Regions from separate parts of the Homo sapiens genome. Here region 1 is linked to region 2. A link is an interaction called in ENCODE POLR2A ChIA-PET data of the cell type or tissue named here. Cell type or tissue: Panc1. All regions are shown on one strand. Links, peaks and the distances in the headings refer to the core of each region. The heading gives the core; the rest is flanking DNA.

Region 1 (7,502 bases), core at 1-4,000, 120 kb before region 2:
AACAGGCCGAACCTGGAGGGCCTGGATTTCTTTTTGGGCTGGAATGCTGCCCTGAGGGTGGGGCTGGCTCTTACTCAGGAAACTGCTGTGCCCAACCCATGGACAGGCCCAGCTGGGGCCCACATGCTGACACAGACTCACTCAGAGACCCTTAGACACTGGACCAGGCCTCCTCTCAGCCTTCTCTTTGTCCAGATTTCCAAAGCTGGATAAGTTGGTCATTGATTAAAAAAGGAGAAGCCCTCTGGGGATGTCTTGTGATTGTGATTTTGTGTGTCAGGGGGGTGCTGGAGGGAAGTGGTGGAGAGAATACTTGTGTTGGATGGTGAGTTTTCCTTACTGTCCTCCACAGAGTTTATCTTCCATTTGGGGCCATTTGGCCACCAGGGGATGCCTGAGTCTCAAACTCCAAGGTTTTTCCCCAACTCTACCCTAGGACAGCTTGACTTTAGCCCCGCCCTACTTGAGGCTTGGAGCAGCCACCCTACCTCTTCCCCACCGTTTAACCACCAGCCGGGTTCCTGCTTATCTTGCCTGGGCCGGGCACCTGTCCCCAGAGACAGAGCAGGAGAGAACAAAAAGGGATACTGGGGAGTTGGAAGAGGAAATGAGAGAGCAGGTGTGCATAGTAGGGGTGGGAAGGAAGTGGATGGGACAGGACTGGGCAGGCATCATTCAAGAGACGGGCTAGGGTGCAGATGGAGATGTAGGAGCAAGGGTGTCTATGGCCCTTAGAGCACTTTGCTATTCAGAATTCTCTATCTGGGCATTTTTGTGGAGAAATGGGTCATGGTCTTCATCAGATTCTCACATAGCCAGTAACCCAAAGAGGTTAGGAAGATCTAAGTTAGTCATAGGGGCACCAGAAAATGGATGGGATTGTCCAGAGGGAGTGAATGAGAAAGCCTACGGCAGGGAAAAGAACATTTAAGGGATCTGTGAAGGGCCTAATGTCAGGAGGATGAGTGTGGAGCACCTCTTCAGAAAGGGTCTGCCTGCCTCTGTACAAGTACAGAACTCCAGCTGGAACTCCAGCCCTCCTGCCTGCTCTCTGCCCTGCCTCTTTCACAGGTGCTTGGAGCCCAACTCGGTGACAGCATGGGTGGTATGTCGCTTGGACATATCTCGCCACCCTGACGCCTTCAGTGTTTGTTGGAGCTGGATATAGTGCCTGAGGTGGCACAACAGCCAGGTTGAGCAGCAATTAGCCCATGATGAGGTAGAGGCCCGCCCTGGGCAAACAAATCCCATGCAGCCTCCACACAGGCACACGGCAGAGGAGAAGTGTGAGAGGCACAGTATGGTGGTGAAGGGGTGAGGCAGGCTAGCTCCTCCCCCTGTCCCGCACCCTAGCAGGCTCCTGGTCTGGCCCTCACAGACCAGCTCTAAGGCACTGTTTGGTTCTGGCCAGGTCCCTCTTCCTTTCTGGGCTCAGCAAGGGGGTGGTGGTTCTGGGCTGCCCTGGAAAAGCTCAGGAAGAGAGTTACAGGGGTCAAAGGGAAGTAAGGAGGGGGACTGGTTTGTTAGGCTGGGCTTTGCTTGGTAGCAGACACTGTACCCTCTTGCCATAGCCTCCCTCAGGCCTCTCACTCCTGGCTCAACAGTGATCAGGTCTATATCAGACATTCTGGCCAGCTGCCCCTTCAAGTGGAACTAGTACCATGTCAGCCAGGACTACACCAGGTGCTGGAGTTCTGGGCCCAAATCTAGGCTGAGCTCTTCACAGAAGCCTGTGGGACTGGGGCAAGTATCTTGGCCTTTCCGATCCCTAGTTTCCTACCTGGAGCATAGGGATAGTTAGGGCTAAAGAAGAGATGAGGTCTAGGTCAGGTGAGGTGGCTCACGCCTGTAATCCCAGCTCTTTGGGAGGCTGAGGCATGTGGATCACCTGAGGTCAGGAGTTCGAGACCAGCCTGGCCAACATGGTGAAACCCTGTCTCTACTAAAAATATAAAAAGTTAGCCGGGCGTGGCCGGGCACGGTGGCTCATGCCTGTAATCCCAGCACTTTGGGAGGCCGAGGTGAGTGGATCACGAGGTCAGGAGATCAAGACCATCCTGGCTAACACAGTGAAACCCCGTCTCTACTAAAAATTCAAAAAATTACCCGGGCGAGGTGGCGGGCGCCTGTAGTGCCAGCTACTCGGGAGGCTGAGGCAGGAGAATGGCGTGAACCCCAGGGGGCGGAGCCTGCAGTGAGCCGAGATCGCGCCACTGCACTCCAGCCTGGGCGACAGCGAGACTCTCTCAAAAAAAAAAAAAAAAAAACACAAAAATTAGCCGGGCATGGTGGCAGGTGCCTGTAATCCCAGCTACTCAGGAGGCTGAGGCAGGAGAACTGCTTGAACCCGGAGGCAGAGTCCGCAGTGAGCCGAGATCACACCATTGCACTCCAGCCTGGGCAACAAGAGCGAAACTCTGTCCCAAAAAAAAAAAAAAAAAAAGAAAAGAAAAGAAAAAGAGGTGAGGTCTGAAGAACACCAGGTAGGCCAGCAGCAACGAAAAAATGAAGTGCTTGCTGAGATCCCAGAAGCAGGGACAGATCTGGGGTTTTGCCTGAGTGGGAAAGGCAGGCAGCCTGGACCCTAGGAAGGGGGCTCCTGAAGGGCTTCCCAGAACCTAAGGAGTGACCCTTTCCCATTGCCCTGGTAAGAATTCGTCACAAGCTTGTTATTTTCATAGCTTTCCAGTCCAGTGCCCCTACCCAGGAGGGGGTAGTTTCAGTCCAAAGTTCTCCCCTTTATAAGGAGGCAGACTGGCCTAACCCAACTGTACTTCTTCATGCCCTCTCAGCCATCCCTCTTAGTTTCCCTCCAAGGCCTGGAACCCAAATGAAGGGGAGAAATAACCACTTCTGACCCCCAACCCCACCCTACTTCCCTCCTTTCCAGGGCCTTCTGAGTTGGCAGCCCCACAGGAATCCGTGGCCAGTTTAGGCCCCTCTCCCCAAGGATACATGAAGAGTCCAACTGGCAACATTGTAACAGGTTTATGCATTTTGAAGTGCCTTCTACACATCCACCCAGAGGCTCTGCTGATTTCACTTATGCCCAGGCTATAAAATGCCTTTCTCTCATCCCCCAGTAGAGCACTGGGATCACCACTAGGCCTAGGGGGCATATCAAGGGTTTAATAGACTGGGGGAATGGGCAACAGAACTGGCTACCTTAGAGGCTCTGGAATGCCCCCCACCCATCCACCCACCAATGGAAGGAAAGTCAGGCATCGCCTAAAAGGAGTGGTCCCTATCTAGCCCCAAGTCTGGAGCAGAAAGGGCAGGTCCATTCTGGCCCAAGTGACATTGTTAGATCCTGTCCCCTCCCCCAATCACTGCTGCTTGCCAGGGTGCCTCTTCACAGTTCCCATGTGGCAGCAGTAGTGGCAGAGGCAGAAGTGGACTTATTGTAGATTGCAGTACAGATACATGGACACAATCATGGCAGCCAGCTGGAGAGGGAGGAACAGGGAGAGATGAGGGAACATGATAGGGATCCTGAAGCCTGTCCCACAGACACCCTACCTGAGGCCCAGTTAGAAGTCTGTTTCCTCCAGAGAGGCCTCAGATGGGTTGAGCAGCCCTGGTCTCATGCCCATGTCCCAGTCCCAGCCTCCTCATCTGCTTACCTCGAGGCCCCCAATTCCAGCTGCCACACCACCCACGGTGACTGCATTAGTTCGGATGTCATACAAAAGCTGATTGAAGCAACCCTTCAGGAAGAGAAAAGAGCATTTATAGTTGGCAGCTGCCCTACTCCCATCCCCGTTTGCCACTCTGAGGCCATGAAAACAGTCCCCACCCACTCATGCCAGCCCACACCTCTACTTTTTGGTCGTGAGCCTTTTGCTTGGTGCAGGTTTCATTGGCTGTGTTGGTGACGTTGTCATTGCAACAGAATGGGGGAAAGGCACTGTTCTCTTTGAAGTAGGGTGAGTCCTCAAAATCCGTATAGTTGGTGAAGCCACAGCACTTGAGCTGGAGACAAGATGAGGGTGGAGGTGGGGCCTTGCTTCTTTCTCTCCACCCTAAAACCTCCCCCAGCCAACCTTACCCCTTTCATGGTGGTGTTCCACACTTGAGTGAAGTCTTCCTGGGAACCATAATCTTTCTTGATGGCAGGCACTACCAGCAACGTCAGGAAGTGCTCAGCCTGGGTGAGGCAGGCCAGTGTTTAGGGGCTGGTACAGAAGGTGGCCATTCACAGGCCACAGCCCACTCCCAGGGTTTTGCCCAATCTTCTTCCCTTCCTCCATCCCAGTGTCTCACCATTGTGGTGTACACCAAGGCGACCACAGCAGCTGCAACCTCAGCAATGAAGATGAGGAGGAGGATGAAGAAGAACTGAGTGGGGAACAGGGGTCTGGGTTTTAGGGAGAGACAGTCCCTCATGCCCTCCTTGCCCTAATCCCCCCCCCGGAAAAGTGAGACAGAAGCCTGAGCCTAGGGGGGTCCAAAGCAGGGTTTGGGAATCCCAGGGCCTGGTGTCAAGGGCGAGGGGACTCTTGGTCATCAGCCTGTGGAGCTGGGTTTCACACACCGTCACGAGGGCACACTTGCTCTCAGTCTTAGCACCATAGCAGCCCAGGAAACCAAGAGCAAAGACCACAACGCCGGCTGCGATGAGGAAGTAGCCCACGTTGACAAACTGCATGGCACTGGACGACAGTGGCCCGAAGATCTTCAGAAAGGATGCCCCATCGATTGACACCCAGATGCCCACTGCCAACAGGGCTGCACCACACAGCTGGGGAGAGAGAGGTCAGGCAGGCCTTAAACAGTGCTGGCAAGTAGCTTACTACCACACAGCTGAGTAAGAAGGATGGGAGCCGAGAAACTTCCCTCTTTATTGGCTAGGGAGTCTAAAACCTCATCCTGTAAGGAGGGAAACATCCTCTAGAGCCAGAAAAATGGGAGCTGGGATATGCATAGCTAGGACCAGGCTGCACACCTGGGCAGATATAAAGGAGATCAGGGGTTCTAGAAATATCCTCAGGGTGGGCAGAGGGGCAAGACTTTCCCTCACTGCTGCCAGGGTCCTGCCACATAGCTAGGATTGAAAACAGGCAGGTGAGGGCCCAGCCTCCTATTTCCTTTCTGGGCTATGGGTGCCTAGAACACCTCTGTCCTCTGATAGGTGGAGACGGGGGTGGTAGCAGAACAGGCTCAATAGTCACCATAGTAATGGAGGCGAGGCTGAGGTTCCACCTGCTGGCAACCTTGGAGAGGGAGGAGGTTGAGAAGGTTCACCCACCTGAGGCCCCATTTGGCTCCCCTCCAGAATCCAACTTCAGGCCCGCCCCTCATGTAGACAAGACCTCCTTGCCTCACAAGAGGAAAGTGAGGTACCAGTGGGAATACAGCCAGAGCTTCTCTTAAAGGCTGTCTAGCTCAACTCCAAACCTCAGGGGGAATTCTGAGGCCTAGATTGAGGAGGGCCCTGCGCAGTTCCCACAGATCTTAGAGGAAAGCCTCCCGGCCCAGGGCTTCAGTGGATGAATCAGCCTGACACCACCTTGGTGACTAGTCCTCACTTGCCAGCTATAAAAACTGAGGCTAGAACGGGAAGTGAGGTGGCAGATTGTGGCTGGATTCCAGGCATGTTTGCCCAAGGACAGAAAGCTGGACTTCTAGCCTGCAGGGTCAAATTTCATGGAGCTGGAGGTCTGCCCTATCCTGCTTTGCCCAGCCTGGCAAGGTCTGGGTAACAGAGGCCAGAAATCAAACCGGATTTGCCTTTAACCCTCTCAGGGCAGAGCCTCTCCTGTCCAAATCCCTGGAATCCTATTGCTTCCTCCAGATACAGGGATAAAGACTAGTTCAGGACTGGCACAGTGGCTCATGCCTGTAATCCCCGCACTTTGGGAGGCAGAGGTGGGAGAATCACTTAAGTCCAGGAGTTCGAGACCAGCCTGGGCAATATAGTGAGACCGCCTCTACAAAAAAAATTTTTTTTAATTAGCTGAGCATGGTGGCACACTCCTGTAGTCCTAGATACTCAGGAGGCTGAGTGAGGTAGGGGAATCCCTTGAGCCCAGGAGGTTGACGCTGCAGTAAGCCATGATCATGCCACTGCACTCCAGCTTTGGTGACAAAGCAAGATCCTGTCTCAAAGAAACAAACAACAACAACAACAACAACAAAAACACAAGTTCCCTGCAGCCGAAGGAAGCCCAAGGCACAGACCACATCAGAACTAGAGAGTCTACCCACGCTTCTAAACTAATCAATACATACATAAACTCTGTCGCCCAGGCTGGAGTGCAGTGGTGTGATCTTGGCTCACTGCAACCTCCGCCTCCTGGGTTCAAGTGATTGTCCTTCCTCAGCCTCCCAAGTAGCTGGGATTACAGGCATGCGCCACCACATCCAGCTAATTTTTGTATTTTTAGTAGAGACGGGGTTTCACCATATTGGCCAGGCTGGTCTCGAACTCCTGAGCTCAACTAATCTGCCCGCCTCAGCTTCCCAGAGTGCTGGGATTACAGTTGTGAGCTACTGCACCTGGCCCACTTCCTCACTTTCACTTACACTAACCTACTCTAATGTGGTTAGTGTACTACTCTCCTTGTTTTCCTCTCCCCCTCCCACTGCTCCTTCTCCATCTCCTTCACAGTGGCTTTTTTTTTTTTTGCTTATCCCTAATAAATTGGGTTTCCCAGAGTTCACTTTCCAAGTGTTCTCATCCACTCCCATGGCTTCAGTGGCTACCTGTGCGCACATGATTTTCAAATACCCATGGCCAGCTCCAATCTGAGCTGCACCTCCACTGGGTACACATCTGCTAGTGGGACACCCCTTCCCACAAACCAGGCCCCACCCCCTGCCATCTGGGTTGCTCATGCCAGAGATATGGGCGTCATCTCCAAGACCTCTGTCTCCCTTGCCCCTTCTTCTACCCCTCAGCCATCATCCTAGAGCTTTGTCCTTTGTCCACTTTGTCCGTTTCTCCCTATCTCCACCACCATCTCCAGGATTTACGCCTCATGGCTCAGCTTCTCAAACATGCCCTATGCAATCTGTTTCTGGTTTTCTGAACGATATCAAGTTTCACTACTTCTGGCCCTTTATGCATGCTTTATAACTCCCCCACCAAGTGCAATTTCCCAGCTTCAGCTATTTCCTCCAGGAAGTATTCTCCAACCAGGCTGAGTTCAGGCTCCCATAACCTCCGTCCTAAGCCCAAACACACTGTGTTGTTATTATCTGCCTATCTGGCTTATCGGAGCTGAGATCCTTCAGGGCAGAGAAAGGCTTTGCTTACCTGCCACCCCAGCACCCATCATGGTATCCTAGACAATGAATGTTTGTCGAATGAATAAGGACTGTTGCTCTGATGAGAGGTAGGCCCTCCCTCCTTTCAGCTCCCCGTCATACAGAAGAATTTCCTCTGTACTGAATTTCCTTCTGTGGTAGGTAAACTTGGGTGGAGCCCTTCTATTTTCTGGGCCCCCAGTGCCTATAAAGGGTGGAGAATCATTCCTGGTAGCTTACTCTGCCCTGCCTGA
Region 2 (4,000 bases), core at 1-4,000:
CCATCATCCCTAAATGCCATGATTGCCCTTCTCTGTAGGCCGGACCTTAAAATGGAAACTGCAGTCACTCAATTGAAAAATTTAAATGCAATGGGAATAACTGGATTCCAGGGTAGCAGAGGCCAAGTGAAGGGACTCATTTGACAAAGGCAAGGTGGACATGGTTATCATAACAGACAGCAGAAGCAAAGCAACAGTCAGAATAGTCTGACTCATGTAGACCTGTGGCATTGACTAATTCACTGTATGGGCAGCTCACTGTCTATTTTCTTCTCCCTTCCCACCTAGTCTGTCTTGGCCTACTACAATTTAAATTATCTGAGGTTGGGGATTTTGTTTAATGATTGCTGTATCTCCAGTGTCTAGATTAGTGCCTGATACTGGGTAAGCATTAGAGAATGGATGCCTAATATATATATATATATATATTTATTTATATTTGTATTTTTGAGACAGGGTCTCTCTCTGTCACTCAGGCTAGAGTACAGTGATGTGATCATAGCTCACTGAAGCCTTGAGGCTCCTGCCTCAGCCTCCCGAGTGGCTGAGACTACAGGGGTGTGCCACCATGCCTGGTGGCTAATTTTGTAAAAATTTCTTTGTAGAGATGAGGTCTCACTATGTTGCCCAGGCTGGTCTCACGCTAAGGGTCTCAAGTGATCCTCCCACCTTGGCCTCCCCAGTCCTGGGATTACAGGCATGAGCCACCATGCCCAGCTTATAAATACTTATTTAATAGATGAATATGCTTCTTATTTATCTGGAAAATGGTTTTAATCCCACACTAAGTTGTGGAATTTCATTCCTTTTAAGGCTGAATAATAGTCTGCTATATGTATATACTACATTTTGTTTATCCATTTATCACTTGATAGCATTAGCAAGAATGTTTGAAAGTTTTCATGTATCTATCACAAGGTCTGACATACAGTAGGTGTTTGATAGGTGTTGAGTAAATGTTTGAATGAAAGAATTAATGAGAGAAAGACAGAGAGAAAGTTTCTCGCAGGAAATGACAGTTGAGCTAGGCCTTGATAGATTTTTGCAAGGCAGAAGAGTGATGATCTTAATTCAATTTAATAAATAGTTGCAACTTAGTGCTAATTACTCTGCAGGGTATCTAACAATGAGTTAAAACTTTTGTCTCTGGGAATGTATAATCTAGTGAGGACAAAGGGAATGAGAAAATGGCTTTGAGTGAAAGTTTAATAGCAGGAGAGTTTCACAAAATATGCTTTGGTGACTGAAAGGAGGAAAAGAGATATCTTTGTTAAGAGAATGTAGAAAACTGACCTTCACAGAAGAGATTACATTTGCAGAATATCTTGAAGGGGATAGGTTTGGACATGTAGAAAGTGGGAGGGGAGTAGCAGGAATAGATAACAATAGGAGCAAATATACGGAGGTGAGATTTTATAGCTGCTTTCTGTGAGATGTAGTCCTGTTTGGCTAAAAGATAAAGTTTGTGAAGAAGAAGTGGTAGGGGATAGGAGGTAGGAAAGGGGTCATGTTTAAGAGGGCCTTGAATTCCAAAACTTGGGAGTTTGTATTTAATGTATTTAATGTTGTAGGTAGGTGGGGAGAACCACTGCATTTTTTCGGCAGGGAAATTGTGATCAGGCGCGCGCTCTCTCTCTCTCTCTCTCTCTCTCTCTCTATATATATATATATATATTTTTTTTTTTTTTTTTGGAGACAGAGTCTTGCTCTGTTGCTCAGGCTAGAGTGTAATGGCGCGCAATCTTGGCTCATTGCAACCTCCGCCTCCCAGGTTCAAGTGATTCTCCTGCCTCAGCCTCCTGAGTCTGGGATTACAGTCGTGTGCCACCACGCCCAGCTAATTTTTGTATTTTTGGTAGAGGCAGGGTTTCACCATGTTGGCCAGGTTGGTCTTGAACTCCTGACCTCAGGTGATCTGCCCGCCTCGGCCTCCCAAAATGCTGGGATTATAGGCGTGAGCTACCGCGGGGATAGATGTTGACTTCTAGCTGCTCCAGAACCGCAAGGTAAAAATGTATCTAGGATATAGCTAGAAATTTAGGTTTAATGCTTAGGAGAGAGTACAGGACCAGAGAAAGAGTCAAGCTACCATATGCATAAATGGGATTTTTATGGAAAAAAATATATAAAATTTAAAAGGTGGAGGCTGAAGGCAAAATTTTTTTTTAGGGAATAACTAGGGTTGGAGGAGACAGGAAGAGTGGTTTGAGAGGTTGAAAGAAAATAATAATTTCATCAAAGTTATGGAAGGATGAAATATTAAGAAGGGAGAGAGTGAGGGAGAAGGAGGGCCTGGGATAAAGGAAGGGGACAGAGTCTGAATTTGTTCAAAGTCATTGGTGACTCTTAAATGAGAGGAATGAGAGTAAAACCAGACTGCAGAGAGTAGTAGGTAGTGAAGAAATAGAGATTTTTCAGTTCAATAGCTCTTATTTTTTAAATTGGTAAATAGTATTTGTTGTAGAAAATCTGGATACTTAACAAATCTTTAAGAATCTGCTATCTGCCAGGCATTGGACTAGGTGCTGAGATACAAGGAGGACTAGCATGACCTTCAGTTCCTTTCCTTCTCTCATCTCTGCTTAGAGTCCATGTACATTATTATTAAAATTACCCATGTGAATATATCCTTAACAAACTTGCTCCTCTCTTCCTCCAGTGTAGTCACCAGACTAAATTCCAACACGGTATTAAATTCAGTTCTCCACTTAGTCCTTCCCTATACTTGAGCTGCTGAATGTGGAGAAGGGGACGTGACCACATGGACTGGTTTCACATTAATTATGACCACTAACCTTAAGTGACCTTTAAAACTGCCCAGCTTAACTTCTGCATTTCCACAATGCATTCATCCTGCTTCCTCGTCAGTTTCGTAAATGACAATTTCACATGTTCTTTTTTTCTCTTTTAAAGGACAGCCTTTCTTCCCACTTTTAACTATAGAACTTGCTTTTAATTTCACTGATATATGGACACAGTCAGACGAGAACTCCTTCATGCTCCTATTACCACAGCTATCAACATATTTACACATTAATGTGAATAGTCTGCCGCTTTTCTGTTCCAGTGGATGACTGTTCATGTCCTTGTCCAGGGTCTGCTTCTCTGTTTGTAGACTGGATCCCATCCCATCCCTCTAATCTACTCAAGGACATCACTCTAGGAATAATCTTGTCCTCTTTGTTGGATCAACAATTTTTGTCTATTGAGTCATTCCCATCAGCATATAAATATACTCTATTATCTCCCATTTAAGAATAGTAAATAATTGACCCTATATCTCTTTCTAGATACTTCCCTATTTCTCTGCCCTTATTTATAGCAGTGTTCCTCGAGACACTTGTCTATGGGCATTTCTATCTTCTTTCATTTTCTTGAATCCATTCCAGTCAGGGTTCTATCCTTACCATTTCACTGAAACCATTTAGTCAGTTCATTTAGTGCTATCTACTTTGCCAAACCTAATTATCATTGGACTTGGTTGATAATTTCCTCTTTGTTGAAGTGCTTTTGTACGTATTGGTTTTTAGGATATCACACTCTTAGTTCTCCTCTCACTTCATTAATTGCTCCCTTTTGGTTTCCTTTGCTGATTCTTCCTTCCATGTCTCTGACCACCAAACATTGGCATACCCCAGTGCTTAGGCCTTGGACCTCTTTTTCTGTCCAGCTATGCTCACCATCAAATAACATACATCGGCTGGTAACTCCTGAATTTCTATCTTTAGCCCAGACCTTTCTCCTGAACTTTAGATTCTTTAAGTAGCCTGCTGGATCATCTGCTTTTGAATGTTTAGGAGGCATCTCAAACTTAAAGTGTCTAAAACCAAACTTTTTCCCCCTTTAAACATATTCTTTTTTTTTTTTTTGAGATGGCATCTTACTCTGTACCCCTGGCTGGAGTGCAGTGGCGTGATCTCGGCTCACTGCAACCTCTGCCTCCTGGATTCAAGCAATTCTTCTGCCTCAGGCTCCTGAATAGCTGGGATTACAGGTGCCC

The links. Peaks named below come from ENCODE experiments on the same cell type or tissue, not always from the same donor. Only the 100,000 strongest peaks of a DNase experiment are listed, where the experiment ranks them.
Region 1: POLR2A ChIA-PET joins it to region 2 with 16 read pairs; 5 of 35 experiments call an interaction of 5 or more read pairs at or near these places.

What each region holds. Positions count from the first base shown.
Region 1 is chr1:46,181,430-46,188,931 of GRCh38, reverse strand. TSPAN1 (tetraspanin 1) reads right to left here. Exons shown (of 9, transcript NM_005727.4): 4 at 4,535-4,741; 5 at 4,264-4,338; 6 at 4,049-4,147; 7 at 3,817-3,972; 8 at 3,624-3,707; 9 at 2,970-3,446. The coding sequence ends at 3,399. It overlaps POMGNT1 (protein O-linked mannose N-acetylglucosaminyltransferase 1 (beta 1,2-)), which reads left to right. Exons shown (of 22, transcript NM_017739.4): 22 at 1-249. Among named protein-coding and RNA genes, the nearest start is that of P3R3URF-PIK3R3, 8.7 kb to the right of the region's middle. RefSeq lists an enhancer at 4,286-4,335. In Panc1, for the core only: no CTCF peak of the experiment used is centred there; no DNase peak of the experiment used is centred there; H3K27ac peaks cover 1,835 bases.
Region 2 is chr1:46,069,388-46,073,387 of GRCh38, reverse strand. The region is part of intron 3 of P3R3URF-PIK3R3 (P3R3URF-PIK3R3 readthrough); the gene reads left to right. The region is part of intron 3 of PIK3R3 (phosphoinositide-3-kinase regulatory subunit 3); the gene reads left to right. Among named protein-coding and RNA genes, the nearest start is that of PIK3R3, 61 kb to the left of the region's middle. In Panc1, for the core only: no CTCF peak of the experiment used is centred there; no DNase peak of the experiment used is centred there.